Regions from separate parts of the Homo sapiens genome. Here region 2 is linked to region 1. Evidence: chromatin loops called from intact Hi-C (ENCODE). Cell type or tissue: IMR-90. All regions are shown on one strand. Each heading gives the region's core, and the rest is flanking DNA. Links, peaks and the distances in the headings are about the cores only. Region 1 overlaps LARGE1 (LARGE xylosyl- and glucuronyltransferase 1). Region 2 overlaps LINC01643 (long intergenic non-protein coding RNA 1643).

The links. Hi-C counts contacts between places; a loop is a spot of excess contacts. Peaks named below come from ENCODE experiments on the same cell type or tissue, not always from the same donor. Only the 100,000 strongest peaks of a DNase experiment are listed, where the experiment ranks them.
Region 2: a loop joins it to region 1, with 5 times the contacts of the local background. A loop is called at or near these places in 1 of 110 quality-filtered maps.

The regions. Positions count from the first base shown.
Region 1 is chr22:33,782,922-33,788,311 of GRCh38, forward strand. All of the region lies in intron 1 of LARGE1 (LARGE xylosyl- and glucuronyltransferase 1), which reads right to left. Among named protein-coding and RNA genes, the nearest start is that of LARGE-AS1, 61 kb to the left of the region's middle. RefSeq lists an enhancer at 1-267. In IMR-90, for the core only: no CTCF peak of the experiment used is centred there; a DNase peak (open chromatin) is centred at 2,550.
Region 2 is chr22:34,092,579-34,097,968 of GRCh38, forward strand. All of the region lies in intron 2 of LINC01643 (long intergenic non-protein coding RNA 1643), which reads left to right. Among named protein-coding and RNA genes, the nearest start is that of LINC01643, 78 kb to the left of the region's middle. In IMR-90, for the core only: no CTCF peak of the experiment used is centred there; no DNase peak of the experiment used is centred there.

The DNA of each region.
Region 1 (5,390 bases), core at 177-5,176:
CACTTCCACTCATCACACCCTTATTTTTCCTGAGAAATTTCCAGACCGTAGCGTGTCAGGCCATACACTACAGTGCTTCGGCCTGATTTAATTGGCATTGTAATGCTGTGACACAAATGCTATGGTACTCAATTTACAGACGAAAAGACTAAGTATCCAAAAGGTCAGGAGATTCCCTCAAGATCATATAAAGGGCCAAAAGCTTGTTTTCTAGGTCTCCTATCACAGCACTTAGCAAAACACGTTAATCCACTGGATCTGTTTCTCTCTCATCAGAGTGATGAGAGTCTCTTTGAGCACTATGTTTCTTCAGAAAAAAAAAAAATTTGCAAGAGCAGTTTGAGATTATAGCCAAATCATGGGAAAAGGGACTAGAAGGCTGAGATATTTAAAAATTTGTTTGGGAGGCTGAGGCGGTGGATCACCTGAGGTCAGGAGTTCGAGAACAGCCTGGCCAACATGGCAAAACCCCATCTCTACTAAAAATGCAAAAATTAGCTGGGCATGGTGGCGGGTGCCTGTAATCCCAGCTACTTGGGAGGCTGTGGCAGGAGAATCGCTTGAACCTGGGAGGCGGAGGTTGCAGTGAGCTGAGATCATGCCATTTCACTCCAGCCTGGGCAACAGAGCGAAACTCCATCTCAAAAAACACAAATTTGTATGGAGAGTTATCATGAAAGGAAGAAGAGGTGTCTACTAAAAGTACTCTCCAGACAGAAGAGCAGTGTTTTGTTGTTATTGTTGTTGTTGTTGATTTAATCAAACAAGTATCCATTGTGGCCTACTACATATGAGAAATTGCTTGCAACCCAGCCAAGGATATGGTCGCAGGATAAGAGAATGGCAGTGCTGGTGCCACTGCATGATTCTGACAATCACTGCTGCAGAACGGGCTCTAACTTCCCTGGTGGTTATTGACCACCAGGCTCTACTGGAAGTAGTGGAAGTAGTGGGCGGTAGAGGGAGATTAGAGTGGTCTTTCCTCAATGGGCTCTAAAAAGGACCTATGTGTTTAAAAGGAGCTTCCAAGTTGGTAAGGCCAATCAGTTCCAAATCACTAAGACAATCTCTCTCTTTCTTTTTTCTTTTTCCCCTTTTAGTGCATGGCAGATCCAAGATTACCTCCAATCCATCCTTCAGAGACCTCCTCTTTGGTAAAACCAACTCAGACTCCTCTGAGCTCTCACTAGACTCTGCTTAATTAGAATGGCTTTTCGTTTCGTTTTGTTTAACAACTGCAACAATTGCTTTCTGCTAATGAATAAACCAATAACATTACGACTTGCAGTAGTATTTTCTATCATATACTGAGCAGTATCTTTCTGCAATGCCAAGCTCTACATACATGAGTGCTTCACATACGTTGTCTTACTAAAATCCAACCCTGTAAATTAGTTAATACTATCCCCAATGTATAGAAGAGGAAATAAAGCAATTTGCTCGAAGTCACAAGCCAGTAAATGATGGAACAAAAATATAAACCCAGCAATCTGACTCCAGAATGTCTATTTGTCACCATATGGCCTGTGTATAGCGTGGGAGCTCCTGGAAGTTAACTAAAGAACTACTAACTTCTCGCTTAAATTTGAGGGAACAAAAATGGAAGGTAAGGATTTCTAGTGCCCTAATTCACTTTTTAAACCAGTTCAGAGTTTAGGTGCTCCGGTGCAAGATCAATAATGTATTGAAAAGTTAGAATAAAAGTGGCATTCTACCCTCAAAGAAGTCTGTTCTGCTTTCAGGAGACAGTCACAGGTACTAATATGCACAAAATGAATCTTTATTTTATTTATATACACACATACAGAGTTTATATTTGTACATAAACAATATATATACCATATATTCATACAGTATGTATACCATATAGTATACATACACACATACACATATGTATATACACATATATGTATAATATACACACATAGACAGTTTATATTTGTACGTATTTATACTATATTTGTACAGTATATATACTGTATATTATATGTGTGTGTATATACATATATGTATATACACGTGTATACATGTGTACATGGGTATATACATGTGTATACATACATATGTGTACGTGTATATACATATATGTGTATACATACATATGTGTATATACATATATGTGTATACATACATGTGTATATAGATATATGTGTATACATACATATGTGTATATACATGTGTATACATACATATGTGTATATGCATATATGTGTATACATACATATGTGTATATACATATATGTGTATACATACATATGTGTATATACATATATGTGTATACATACATATGTGTATATACATATATGTGTATACATACATATGTGTATATATGCATGTGTATATGTGCATATGTGTATATATACGTATATATGTGTATATATATACACACACACCCCACTTAAATTAGCCATCCATTTTATGAATTAGAAAACTGAAGTATTCAGATGTTACACAACTCATAAAGTCACTCGATGAGTAACGGGTGAACAGTATCTCACCCCAGGCCTGCCTGTTTCACATCCAGCACTCTTTCTAATACCCTAACCGATTACTACCAGAGTGGCTAGTGTGAATCACCTACCCTAGGCTAACAATGCACAACATGAAAGGAATCAAGACAGGAAGAAACCCAGTGCCTGGTTTCTACAGACCTCTGACAAGTTTAAAAAAGAAACAAACAAAACTGTAAAACCCATGTGTAGTGATCACAGGGCCAACTGGAGGGGAAAAAAAACATAATTTGTTCATTTACAAATACTTTTAAGCTGCTTGTCAAACAAAATGAGTTTGTCTGCCAGATGAGATCTCAATTTTCTAAGTTCATTAGCAGCTGATGAACGGAAAGGGTCACCTGGTGATTTCATAATTTGGCCCTGAATCTTGTCAAAGCCACTTAAAAAAAAATTCCAAGCTGTCAAGAGAGAAAGGAAATGCCATTTTATCTAATTTGTGCACTATTTCTGTGCAAACAAGGGGTAGATATTTAGACATGCTGTATTAAGTTGCCATAACCAGGGCAGGGTGGTAAAAAAATAAAAAGGAGAAGAGGCAGGACTGTTTAAAATGCACAGTACCAGAAGCCACAGGCAGCACTAAATTGCCTGGAGGCCAAGTCTGACAGCATCTTTATTATTTTTATTTTTTTAATCCTGTAGGTAGCAAAAACATGCTTCTAAATTACAAAAATTCCTCAAGAAGTACATTGTCTTTTGGGCATAAGTAGGGCACAGTATTCAGGTGCTGGGAAGACAGGGAAGGTGGCTTTCCAAGTTCTAATAAGGCCCTTCTTAGAAGAAAAAGGCTCTTATTTTTACTATACATTCATTTTATACTGCAAAGGAGCACCAAAGTTCTTATTCAAGCATATTAATTGGAAAAAAGCATCCCCAATATATTCTCTCCAAATTGCTCCACCAGGAGCTATCAAAGTGAGATTCAATATTGCTACTCCCAAAAGGCACTTCTCTTTTGAGGAATTAATTAGATTTGGTCCCTGGAATTCCATCTCAGCCTCTCCAAAGCTGAGACAGGTTACCTGGGAAAGGGTGGACTCTTCTCTCCAAGAGATAGGAAACAGTACAAAATATTCCAACCTTATAAAGAGGTGCCTCAGAAGGAGGTTGGGGACCTCTCTCTCTCCCTACTCCCTCCAGAGGGTCTCCGAGAATTCTCCTCCCTTCAGAGCCTCCCCTCCTGAGGGGGTCCCCTGGCATTTCCCTCAGGTCTCACTCAGCTTAATTCTCACATCCTTGAAGAGCCTTCCTCAGTACCAAATACCTGTCCTGCCTATAACACCATTACAGCTTAACAGTAAGATAGGCTGGGCGCAGTGGCTCACGCCTGTAATCCCAGCACTTTGGGAGGCCAAGGTGGGCGGATCACCAGGTCAGGAGTTCGAGACCAGCCTGGCCAATATAGTGAAACTCCGTCTCTACTAAAAAATACAAAAATTAGCCAGGCGTGGTGGCGCCTGCCTGTAGACCCAGCTACTCAGGAGGCTGAGGCAGGAGAATCACTGGAACCCGGGAAGCAGAGGTTGAAGTGAGGCGAAATTGTGCCACTGCACTCCAGCCTGGGTGACAGAGTGAGACTCCATTTCAAAAAAAAAAAAAAAAAGAAAGAAAAAGTAAGATAATGGTACACATGCACTGTAATAGGTCTTCCCTCTCAGAATGTTTTGCTTCATTCCACGTTAAGTGAATGGCATGCTATACTTCCACGTAACAGCTGGTATTATCTTCTACCCAATTTCAAGCAGGAACTAGAAAAGATCTTTGAGACTTCTGATTTGCTGGTTAACCTAAACCTCTGGAAAAGCACTGGAGAGGCAAGTTTTACAGAATATGGGGCACTAGTTAGACTGGTGACCTTATTCTCAGTGGTGATGTTATTGTCCCTGGCAATAAGTGAGTGCACTGATCAGGACATTTTCCCTACGCTCCTCCTACCAAGACAGGATCTTCATGGGTGATATCTCAATATTGTTCTGAAACAGCTTTTAATTTCCAGAATTTCAGATTTCTACATTTGACACCTGATATAAAATAATATTTCAAAAGCAAATAAAGGTGATTTTATGACCAGTCCTGCCTCCAAACTATCTTCCTTCCAAGTCAACTCCAAAGTCTTCTTCCAGACCCCATTCACCACAGGCTTTCTGCATGAAGCCGTTCCCAACATGTTGCACTCAGCTCAATCAGAATGAGAAAAATCAAATATTTACATCAGCCTTAAAAATCTTCATCTCTCAGTTCAAAAGAACTTAGTGAGAAAGTTACCCCCTCCCTTGACAATTCTTCTAATGCATTCCAGGCAAGCCTCAATACACTGTTAGTGTGTCCTTACAGCCCTTCAACACTTGGTAAGAAGGAACTGAGAGTTTCCATTCAGATAGCTTTTGGCTAGTAGCAGCATCTAGCCAGACTTGAACATGGTTTAGTTCCTGTGGTTCCCTGCTATTTATAGAGAATGACATAAACTTCTTAATATCTTTAATGTATTTAAGTAAATAACAAGGTCTTAAGAAGATGTGGCCAAACACTATAAAGGGATATGAGGATGACAGAGTTCATGAAACCCTGCCCAGTAAAGTCCAGGAGGCCAGAGACCAAGCATCCAGCTGGTTCTCAGCTATGTCCACCATACTTGGTATTATTTGTTGGCTGTGTCCTCAACCAAATCTTACCTTGAATTGTAATAATCCCCACATGTCATGGGCAGGGCCAGGTGGAGATAAGTGAATCATGGGGTCGGTTTTCCCCATACTGTGCTCGTGGTAGTGAATAAGTTTCATGAGATCCGATGGTTTTATAAAAAAGGGCATTCCCCTGCACAAGCTTTCTTGCCTGCTGCCATGTAAGACGTGCCTTTGCTTCTCCTTTGCCTTCCCA
Region 2 (5,390 bases), core at 326-5,325, 310 kb after region 1:
AATAAAATTTATTAAAATTACAGATAATGATTATAATAACAACACTTACAGAACAAACTGTGTGGCAGGAATCAATTTAAAGTATTTTACATATATTACATCTATTAACTTCATTAAATACTACAGACTGAATTGGATCTCCCTCAAAAAAAATCATATGTTGAAACCTGAACCCTCAGTATCTTAGAACGTAACTATATTTGGAGCTAGATAGGGCCTTTAAAGAGGTGATTAAGTTAAAATGAGGTCATTAGGGCAGGCTCTAATCTATGACTAGTATCCTTATAAGAAGAAGAGATGAGGTCTGGGCATAGTGGCTCATGCCTGTAATCCCAGCACTGCAGGAGGCTGAGGCAGGAGGATCCCTTGAGGTCAGGAATTTGAGACCAGCCAGGGCAACATAGAAAGATGCCTGTGTCTACAAAAAACATTTTTAAAAAGTTAGCCATGTGTGGCTGTATGCACCTCTAGTCCCAGCTACTCAGGAGGCTGAAGTGGGAATATTGCTTGAGCCTAGGAGTTTGAGGCTGCAGTGAGCCATGATCGCCACTGCACCCCAGCCTGGATGACAGAGTGATTCTGTCAAAGAAAAGAAGCAAGAGATGATTAGGACTCAGACACACACAGAAGGATGGCTATATGGGAACGCAGGGAGAAGATGGCTATCCTTAAGCCAAGGAGAAAGGCCTTAGAAGAAACCAATTTTGCTGACACTTTGATCTAAGACTTCCAGCCTCCAGAATTATAAGGAAATAAATTTCTGTTTTGTAAGTCACTCAGTCTAGGCCACGTGTGGTGGCTCACACTTGTAATCCTAGCACTTTGGGAGGCCAAGGTGGGTAGATCACTTGAGGTCAGGAGGTCGAGACCAGCTTGGCCAACATGGTAAAACCCTGTCTCTACTAAAAAAAACAAAAATTAGCCTAATGTGGTGGCATGCACCTATAATTCCTGCTGCTAGGGAGGCTGAGGCAGGAGAATCTCTTGAACCTGGGAAGTGGAGGTTGCAGTGAGCCAAGATTGCACCACTGCACTCCAGCCTGGGAAACAGAGTGAGACTCTGTCTCAAAAAAAAAAAAAAAAAAAAAAAAAAAAAAAAGTTACTCAGTTTATGGCACTATGTTATGGCAACCTTAACAAACTAATCCATTACTCTTGTAATAACCAGGTAGTCTGACTTCAGGGTTCATACTCCTAACCACTGTGTTACACTGGCTTGCACACAACAATGGCTAACGTTATTGGCCACTTGCCAATAGCTGCTCAGTAGCAAGGTGGCTGCCTAAAATGAAACCTTCTGTAGTGCCTCATGCCTTTGTCAGTTTCCTTCAGCATTTTGTTCCCACTTTTATTACTTATTCTTCTATGTCTTGCTTGTTTTACCCAGGTGCGGTGTGCTTGCCCTTGGTCTGTGGTACTTGGGAAGAGACCCACAGGTTGCTAACTGAGATCTCATAGAATCTCATGGGATCTACCATCCTTTTCCATATAATACGATCATTTGGTCAACTAAATACCAGAGAAGTGTAAAGCAAAGATCGTTTATTCATTCAACAGACTGACTTGCTCAGTTCTTTTTATCTGCCAGACTGATCACACACTGAGGCTGGAGAAGTGAATTATCTGTCAGCTATGGCATGCAGCTCTGCCATCTTCTTGCTGTGAAATGAAGTTGATATTCTTCTACAGAGGGCCGTTGTGAGGATTATTAAATAAGATGGTTTATGCAAAGTGCTCAACACAATGCTAGTGACGGAGATGGCCTTAACTTTCCTCTAGGCTTGACTTGACTTTAGACAGACTTCTTTCTCACTTGGGGTCCTTCTCTTCCCTTTTTAGAGCATTTACTTTAGAAAATCATAATTGTGAATTCTTTCTCTGCCCCTTTGAGATGTAAATCTTTTTATTTTTATTTTTGAGATGAGGTTTCCCTCTTGTCGCCCACGCTGGAGTGCAGTGGTGTGATCTTGGCTCATCACAACCTCTGCCTCCTGGGTTCAAGAGATTCTTCTGCCTCAGCTTCCCGGGTAGCTGGGATTGCAGGTACCCACCACCACACCCGGCTAATTTTTTGTATTTTTAGTAGACACAGGGTTTCATCATGTTGGCCAGGCTGGTCTTGAACCTCTGACCTCAGGTGATCCACCCACCTTGGCCTCCCAAAGTGCTGGGATTAGAGGCATGAGCCACTGTGCCCGACCATAAATCTTTTAGATCGCACCGCTGCACTCCAGCCTGGGTGACAGAGCAGGACACCATCTCAAAAGAAAAAAAAAAATTCTCATATTGTTAATGAATTTGTGTTATGTGGCTCAATTATATTAATAACAATTGAATTTCAAATAAAAAAAATTCTCTTGCCAGTGGACAACCCAAGAATGTCTTTCTCTAGGACCTGGTAACCATCCTTTTGAAATGTAATCATCATGGAAGAGAATCCCTCTACCTATGGGAGGGTAGGAGCCTAACTTTCAGTGGGCACCTTGCTCTGTGTTGTAAAATTTCTTCCTGTCAAGAAGATGCAAGAAAGCTTATTTTCCTTTGGGTAAGGCCAATTAGCAAGCACAGGTCACCTATGGTCCAACTCACCCTGGCTCTTAAAAACTCCCCCACCTTCAAAAGAAGACATTCATGCAGCCAACAAACATGGAAAAAAAAAAGCTCATTATTAATGATCATTAGAGAAATGCAAATCAAAACCACAATAAGATACCATCTCATGCCAGTTAGAATGGCCATTATTAAAAAGTCAAGAAACAACAGATGGTTGCAGAGAAATAGGAACACTTTTACACTGTTGGTGGGAATGTAAATTAGTTCAACCACTGTGGAAGATGGTATGGTGATTCCTCAAAGATCTTGAACCAGAAATACCATCTGACCCAACAATTCCATTACTTGGGTATATACCCAAAGGAATATAAATCGTTCTATTACAAAATACACGCATGCGTATGTTCATTGCAGCACTATTCACAATAATAAAGACATGGAATCAACCCAGTTGCCCATCAACAATAGATCAGATAAAAAAAATGTGGTACATATATACCATGGAATACTATGCAGCCATAAAAAAGAACGAGATCATGCCCTTTGCAGGGACATGGTTGGAGCTGGAAACCATTATCCTCAGCAAACTAATGCAGCAACAGAAACAACACTGCATGTTCTCACTTGTAAGTTGGGGTTGAAAAATGAGAACATACGGACACAGGGAGGGGAACAACACACACTGGGGCCTGTTGGGGGGTGGGGTAGGGGGAGAGAGAGCATTAGGAAAAATTGCTAATGCATGCAGGGCTTAATACCTAGGTGATGGGTTGATAGGTGCAGCAAGCCACTATGGCACATGTTTACATATGTAACAAACTGGTACATCCTGCCCATGTACCCCAGAACCTAGAACAAAACAAAGCAAAACAACCTCTTCTACCCTTTTGGTTCAGTGCAGTTGACTTCAGATTGAGTTCTGGCCTCTCTTCCCAATTGCAATACCCTTGACTAAAGCCTGCCTTGCTGTTTTTTTTTGTTTTTGTTTTTTTCAAAATATTGATATACCTAGTTGAATTTCTTCTTTTCTGTTTTGTTCCAGTTTTCTGGAACAGGCACTGCAAATGAATTACTTGGAAAATATCACACAGTTAACATTGACCATAGAAGCCATGTTGCATGTCAATAACAGTGCAGATGCTTCTGAAATGCCAGGTGTTTCCCCATCCACATTTTATTTATTTTATTATTATTATTTTAAATTTATTTTTCCACAATTTATTGGGGTACAGGTGGTATTCGTTACATGAGTAAGTTCTTTAGTGGAGATTTGTGAGAACCTGGTGCACCCATCATCCGAGTAATATACACTGCCCCATATTTATTGTCTTTTATCTCTCACTCCCCTCCCACTCTTTCCCTCAAGTCCCCAAAGTCCAGTGTATCATTTTTATGCCTTTGTGTCCTCAAAGATTAGCTCCTACATATCAGTGAGGACATACGATTTTTGGTTTTCCATTTCTAGTTACTGCCTTGCTGTTGAACTTTACTCAGTGCACTTTTAAATTTTGACACCAGGTATACAGTAAGTGTTCAATAAATATTATGCAGTAAGTCTATTATTATGCTGCGCTTTCTGACCTCAAGAACCCCTTATGGTCTTCCGGTGAACGGTGTGTGACATGACCAAGGTAGGGCCTGACACCAAGTTAGGGCTCATTAATGGTTAATCACCTCTGATTTCTCCATTATTGTGTGCAGGATGTGTGTAAATCATGAGCATGTAGAGGTGTGTAAGAAGTAATCATTGCCCCCCCCATGACCTTATAGTCACAAAGTCTGTCATATAACAAGCATTCTATGATCATGTGGCAAGATTTTAGAAGAGGTTGTGCAATCAGCTAGGGAGTACACAGGCAGTGACAAAGCTCAGCCTGGTGACTGGGGAAGACTTCATTTTACCAAAGAGGGACCAGCAGGAAGAGGAAGAGGGAAGACACAGGGTCAGAAAAGCATGTGACATGTTGGAAAGCAGGGAGCCGTTTCCTGTAGCTGGGGTTCAGTGTATAGAATTTGGACTGGGGGCCAGGCGCGGTGGCTCATGCCTGTAATCCCAGCACTTTGGGAGGCCGAGGCAGGTAGGTCACCTGAGGTCATGAGTTCAAGACCAGCCTGACCAACATGGCAAAACCCCCGTCTCTACTAAAAACACAAAATTAGCCGGGCATGGGAGGTGCATGTAATCCCAGCTACTTGGGAGGCTGAGGCAGGAGAATCACTTGAACCCAGGAGGCAGAGGTTGCAGTGAGCCAAGATCACGAGACTCCGTCTCAGAAACAAACAAACAAACAAAAATTGGATCAGGGAAGTGGGAAGAGATGAAGCTGGAAACATAAATTGAAGCCTGATTGGTGAGGTCATTTTATGGCCACAGCATTCGCAGTTGATAAGCAGGCATGTTGCATGGAAGGCTTTTAAGTAATAGGTGCTATAGCCAGTGTTTGATTTAAAGAGGTCAATGCTGATAGTGTGTAGGTTAGATTGAAATGTACAGGGTTTTCATCAGGAACAGGAAGGTTAGCCAGGGGGTTTATTGGAATTGTTTGGATAAATGATGATGCAGGACTCAACAGTGGCCGTGGAGGTGGGGAGGGATGTGGGGAATTTATAAGAGAATGGCAGGGAAGAAAGTGGAGTGTAAGCTAGAGGAAGGGATCATGCGAGGTTAGAAAATGGCATAGATCACAGTAACATTAACCAGAGCAGAGAGTGCAGGAGGAGAGGCTGCATTGGAGGCAGAAGGGAGGCAGGGAGAGAGACGATGGATTCAGCTTTGGACTTACTGCATTTGAGGGGTTTGCAGTATATCAAGGTGGAGTTGACAATTAGACCTTTAC